2 separate regions of the Homo sapiens genome follow, and region 2 is linked to region 1. Evidence: read pairs that join two places in POLR2A ChIA-PET (ENCODE). Cell type or tissue: PC-3. All regions are shown on one strand. Each heading gives the region's core, and the rest is flanking DNA. Links, peaks and the distances in the headings are about the cores only. Region 1 overlaps PLA2G15 (phospholipase A2 group XV). Region 2 overlaps SMPD3 (sphingomyelin phosphodiesterase 3).

What was found. ChIA-PET counts read pairs that join two places held together with the same protein. Peaks named below come from ENCODE experiments on the same cell type or tissue, not always from the same donor. Only the 100,000 strongest peaks of a DNase experiment are listed, where the experiment ranks them.
Region 2: POLR2A ChIA-PET joins it to region 1 with 5 read pairs; 4 of 35 experiments call an interaction of 5 or more read pairs at or near these places.

Annotation. Positions count from the first base shown.
Region 1 is chr16:68,256,926-68,259,835 of GRCh38, forward strand. It overlaps PLA2G15 (phospholipase A2 group XV), which reads left to right. Exons shown (of 6, transcript NM_012320.4): 6 at 2,221-2,910. The coding sequence ends at 2,732. Among named protein-coding and RNA genes, the nearest start is that of SLC7A6, 6.1 kb to the right of the region's middle. In PC-3, for the core only: no CTCF peak of the experiment used is centred there; a DNase peak (open chromatin) is centred at 1,456; H3K27ac peaks cover 1,398 bases.
Region 2 is chr16:68,441,183-68,444,092 of GRCh38, forward strand. All of the region lies in intron 1 of SMPD3 (sphingomyelin phosphodiesterase 3), which reads right to left. Among named protein-coding and RNA genes, the nearest start is that of SMPD3, 5.9 kb to the right of the region's middle. In PC-3, for the core only: no CTCF peak of the experiment used is centred there; no DNase peak of the experiment used is centred there.

The DNA.
Region 1 (2,910 bases), core at 249-2,748:
GGTTGGAGTGCAGTAGCGTGATTTTGGTTCATGCAACCTCCACCTTCCAGGTTCAAGTGATTCTCCTGCCTCAGCCTCCCGGGTAACTGGGACTACAGGCGCGTACCACCACACCCGGCTAATTTTTGTATTTTTAGTAGAGACTGGGTTTCACTATGTTGGCCGGGCTAGTCTCTAACTCCTGACCTCAAGTCAGGAGGATCTGCCTGCCTCAGCCTCCCAAAGTGCTGGGATTACAAGCATGAACCACCGCACCCGGCCAGATTTTTTTGTATTTTTAGTAGAGATGGGGTTTCACCATTTTGGTCAGGCTGGTCTTGAACTCCTGACCTCAAATGATCTGCCCACCTTGACCTCCCAAAGTTCTGGGATTACAAGGATGAGCCACTGCACCTGGCCTCTAGACTACAGTTTTTTATTTATGAGTTGCGCCTCCATCTGTGGGCAGCACGGAGCCTCTGTAGGCAACACAGGGAGGAAGCAGGTGCAGATCTGGCTGGGCCTGCTTGCCTGGCAATTGGGAAAGCCACCCCTTTTATGGCTCCTCCCCCGTCTTTTCATGACTGTTGCAGCTCACCAGCTGCAGCTGTAGAGTAGAGCTTCTTCCTCTAGAAGGGAGCTTTCCTCCCTCTGCTAGGACTTGGGGGAGGCTTATGGACCCTCACTTTGGGAGCTATGAGCCAGGGCTGTGCCAAGCATCTCATGAGCTCAAGTGCCTGCCACTGCTTGACCTGCTTGGTCTACTGGCATTGTGATTGGGTCAGGCCCAGTGACTCTGAGTTGGCTGGAAGACACTCAGATTTAGTGAGGACTCATTATAGCCACCACTTCGGTCTAGCCTGGGCCTGGAGGGACGGATGTGGGCATACCCTGAGTTTAGACAGGTAGCCCCGGCCCCTTTCAGAGTTTCTCTGTGAGTCCCCTTAGAGCTTTGTTTCAAAGGCTGGGAAGCTGTTCTGTCCTGCCTTGGCAGTCCAGGACTGGGTGTGTGGTGCGGGGAGGTGGAAGTCCGTGCACCCCTAGGGGCTTTCCTTGCCTCAGGGGTCCCCCAGCCAGGCCACAGCAGGCAGAGCTGAGGCCCTACAGTCAGTCTGAGAGGCCTCCCTGCTTTCAGATACAGGGTGGGGTGATGGGTGACCATGGATCCTGAACAGGCCAGAGGCCCCTGTTCCCAAGTTGCAGCTTTTACTTCCTGGAGGCCTCCCTGACTGCCGGGTGTTTGTGTTGTTCACATTCCTGTGTATAGGGACTCCGCCTCCATCTGCAGCCTCCCCTCGTGCCCTGTCTCCAGCACGCCTGGCTGCCCAGGTCAGCGCACATGCAAGTGGGTGGAATGAGGCCACGGCTGGCTGAACGCTGGTCTGAGCTTAGGAAAAGAAAAACTGGTACACAGTTCAGTGTCATAAAAGGGAAAGCAGAACATGTCATCTCCGAGTTGCCAACCTGCTGACTCACTTTAGACTAGGTCAGTGCCCACAGGCCTGATCAGCACTTGGAGGATGGTAGAGTTTACAGGCAAGGAAGCATCATAAATCACCCTGTGGGTATGTGCCGCCTTACTCCCTGGTGAGGAAAGCAAAAAAAACAAAACATAGCTTGGATGTGTGGTTCCCAGATGTAGCAAAAATAAAGAGAAACAATAAAAGCCAAGGCAAGCAAACTGGGCAACATAGCAAGACCCCATCTGTATAAAAAGTGGAAACATTTTTAGCCCAGGCGTGGTGGGACGTGCTTGTAGTTCCAGCTATGCAGGAGGCTGACATAGGAGGATCACTTGAACCCAGGAGGTGGAGGTTGTAGTGAGCCAAGACTGTACCACTGCACTCCAGCCTGGGTGACAGAATGAGACCCTACTTCAAAAAAAAAAAAAAGGAAAAATTTGCCAGGCATGAGGCATGGTGGCGCATACCTGTAGTCCCAGCTACTCCAAAGGCTGAGGCGGGAGGATTGGTTGAGCCTGAGAGGTTGAGGCTGCTGTGAGCCGTGATCATGCCATTATACTCCAGCCTGGGCAACAGAGTGAGACCCTGTCTCAAAAAGAAAAAAAAAGAGCCAAGGCAGGGATGGGAGTCACAGTGATTACAATGATGATAACCGGGTAGAGATGCGGGACTGTGGACTGGGCCCCTGGCTGGGGTCTGGCAGGGGCCTGGTGGTGAACATGCTGCCCAACCAGCTGGCATTCCTAAGCACAGACTGACCAGAGCCTTCTCCCTGCAGGAGACAACAACCGGATCCCAGTCATCGGGCCCCTGAAGATCCGGGAGCAGCAGCGGTCAGCTGTCTCCACCAGCTGGCTGCTGCCCTACAACTACACATGGTCACCTGAGAAGGTGTTCGTGCAGACACCCACAATCAACTACACACTGCGGGACTACCGCAAGTTCTTCCAGGACATCGGCTTTGAAGATGGCTGGCTCATGCGGCAGGACACAGAAGGGCTGGTGGAAGCCACGATGCCACCTGGCGTGCAGCTGCACTGCCTCTATGGTACTGGCGTCCCCACACCAGACTCCTTCTACTATGAGAGCTTCCCTGACCGTGACCCTAAAATCTGCTTTGGTGACGGCGATGGTACTGTGAACTTGAAGAGTGCCCTGCAGTGCCAGGCCTGGCAGAGCCGCCAGGAGCACCAAGTGTTGCTGCAGGAGCTGCCAGGCAGCGAGCACATCGAGATGCTGGCCAACGCCACCACCCTGGCCTATCTGAAACGTGTGCTCCTTGGGCCCTGACTCCTGTGCCACAGGACTCCTGTGGCTCGGCCGTGGACCTGCTGTTGGCCTCTGGGGCTGTCATGGCCCACGCGTTTTGCAAAGTTTGTGACTCACCATTCAAGGCCCCGAGTCTTGGACTGTGAAGCATCTGCCATGGGGAAGTGCTGTTTGTTATCCTTTCTCTGTGGCAGTGAAG
Region 2 (2,910 bases), core at 262-2,761, 180 kb after region 1:
ACTGTTCTAAGTGATTTAGCTCAAAACCTAGGAGGTAGGCTTTATTATCACCTCATTCTGCAGGTGAGGAAACTAAGGCACAACTTGCTCAAGTTTATGCAGCCCAAATAGCAGAGCCAGGATTCAAATCCCAGGCTAATTGATTACAGACCTACTTTGCTAAATGCCTCAGTTTATAAAGAAAATATCCTCCTAAATGGAAACAGTCTAGAACAACACTGCCCAGTAGAAATATAATGTGAGTTATAAATGCAAGCCACATATACAATATAAATTTTCTAGTGGCCACATTATAAAAGTAAAAAGAAACAAGTGAAATTAATTTAAATATATTTTACTTAATATATCTAAAATATTATTTTAACCTGTAATCAATATTACCATTACTAATGCAACATTTTACATTTTTTATACTAATTTTTCAAAAGCTAGTGTATGTTTTATACTTATAGCACATCTTAATTGCCACTAGACATATTTCAAGTGCTTATGGCCCCATATTAGACAACAGATATATAGACAGACATTCTACTTTTCCTATTTTTTTCTATTATTTGTTTCTATTTCAACTTTATTTTAAAAATTTTTTAAATTAAAAAAAATTTTAGAATCTTGCTCTGTTGCCCAGGCTAGGGTGTGGTGGTACAATCATAGCTCATTGCAGCCTTGAACTCTTGGGCTCGAGCAATCCTCCCATCTCAGCCTCCCAAGTAGTTGGGACTACAGGCATTCACCACCATGCCTAGCTAATGTTTTTATTTTTTATAGAGACGGGGTCTCACTATGTTACCCAGGCTAGTCTTGAACTCTTGGCCTCAAGCAAGCCTCCTGCCTCAGCCTCCCAAAGTGTTGGGATTATAGGCATGAGCAACCGTGCCTGGGCTATTTCAACTTAAAATTTGGGTTTTGCATTGGTATTGGATCAAAGAAGCCTATGTTAACGGAAATGTATCCTTTGGGTAATTAAATGAACAGAGCAACAGTTTAGGACAGTGGAAAGAACATGCTTTAGGCATTAAAAAATCTGGGTTCTAAGCCCCATCTTAGAACCACTAACCAGGGCTGTGGCCAGAGCAGCCCTCAACTTCCCTCGCTGTCTTTCCTCATGTTAAAAAGACATGATGGTTTATGATTATTAATATCCTTTCCATTTCTAAAGCTCTTTCTGCTTACAGCACACATTATTTCAGGGTTTCTGTGTCTGTTTCCTTGTTCCGTTCAAGATTTCTATAAGAAAGGACTTATCCCACATTGTGGTTGTGTTCCCCGTGCCCAGCGCTGTGGCTGACACATTTTTGTAGGCACAAGAAATGTCTGTTGAATGAATGGAAATCCAGTCCTCCTTTGAGGGACTCCTGGGCCTCCCAGTTCTTGCCAGAATGATCACAACAGCCTTAGCAATTAATTGCACTTTCTCATATTGGCCTAAAATCTTAACAATCTAAGCTTTCTAAAGGGTTATAGCCAGGATTAGAAACCATTTCCTGATCCTGTGTGCAAAGGAGGTGGTACTCAGCCCTAGGTGTGGCTGCCTAGAGACCCCCACAAATGGCCTCCTTCTTATTACACGCTGTTCTGATGCTGAGGAGAGTTAATTAATGACTCTAAATAAGAAAACAATCAAATCTGTCTGCAGTCATATGAGTCAGAGCAGACCCAGATGGGGTGCCGGGTCCTTGGCTTCCAAGCGCCCTCGGGAAAAGCAGTAGCAGCCTTTGCTCCTTTCATCAGAGCTCTGCGAAGCCCCAGCTTGGAAGGGGAAGGAATCACTCAAAATGGAATGGAGACTCAGCTTGATATGAAGAATTTTTCTTAAAAGTCTAACCCCTTATCTGAGTGTTGTACAGACTGAGGCCCAGGGAGAGGAGAAAAAACATAAGTTCATTCCTTTCTACCCTCTTTAGACATCCAAATCGAATGGGGAGTTCTCAGAAACCGGCCCCTGTGTGTGTTGCAAGATTGGAGCAGTTGGAACTGCCACTTTAGGAGGACAAGACTTGTGGTCTGAAATTCACCAAACCCCAAACCTGCCCACCTTCTGGAGTCTTGCAGCCACATATGGAGGTAGAGCTTTGGTTGGGTGGCATAAGGACAGGAATGTGATGCTTTCCTGAGATTGGCTGAGGCCCACACAGTGAAAATTTTATTTAGGTGTTAGAGGCTTTGCTATGAAAATCTGAGAGTGCAAATAGGTGGAAGGAATCTCTTAACAATATCTGAGTGTCTTCAGCTTTGGAATAGGCTGCTAGGAAATAAAGATAAGCTCTATTTCTTTGGCTGTATGTGTACTCTTTGTCAAATAACAGCTTCCTCATGTTTTTTTTCCTTCCTTTCTTAAAAACGAAAAACAATGACAACACTTTGTTGCCATCTACGCTTGGCTTCCTGTGAAAATTTTCCACAGTGGAAAGAAACCCCTGGGCTACTGGTCATGAAGGTCATTATACTACCCTTTCCCCATTCTTTGGTAACCAAGTTCAGTTAACAAAGCTGGATAAGATATAAAGTAGGTGGCACTATCCTTGCTGAACTTGGAAAGACTGATTTGTGTCTAAATCCTAGTGGGTCCGCAATCCTATTCCTCTGGCATTTGATTATAAACTTACATAGAATAATCCAATAGTTCAGTTTTATTTCTGTAATAGCAATAGGGAAAAAACAGTGGTAAGGAGGAACTTCCAGAGTTTGAGATCCAGGATGGAACCTAAATTCTTCCCCTTCTGTGTAACCTTGGGAAAGCCCTCAAAGCTTGGTTTCCTCACCTTGAAAGTGGGAATTATGCCACCACCTACCTCACAGGACTGTGAGGATTAAATACATTCTTACATGTGAAGAGCCTGAGTCAGAAAATGTTTCCTCTTATTAGCTCATAATTCTTTAAACAGGGATTGCTGATGAGTTTGTTCGAAG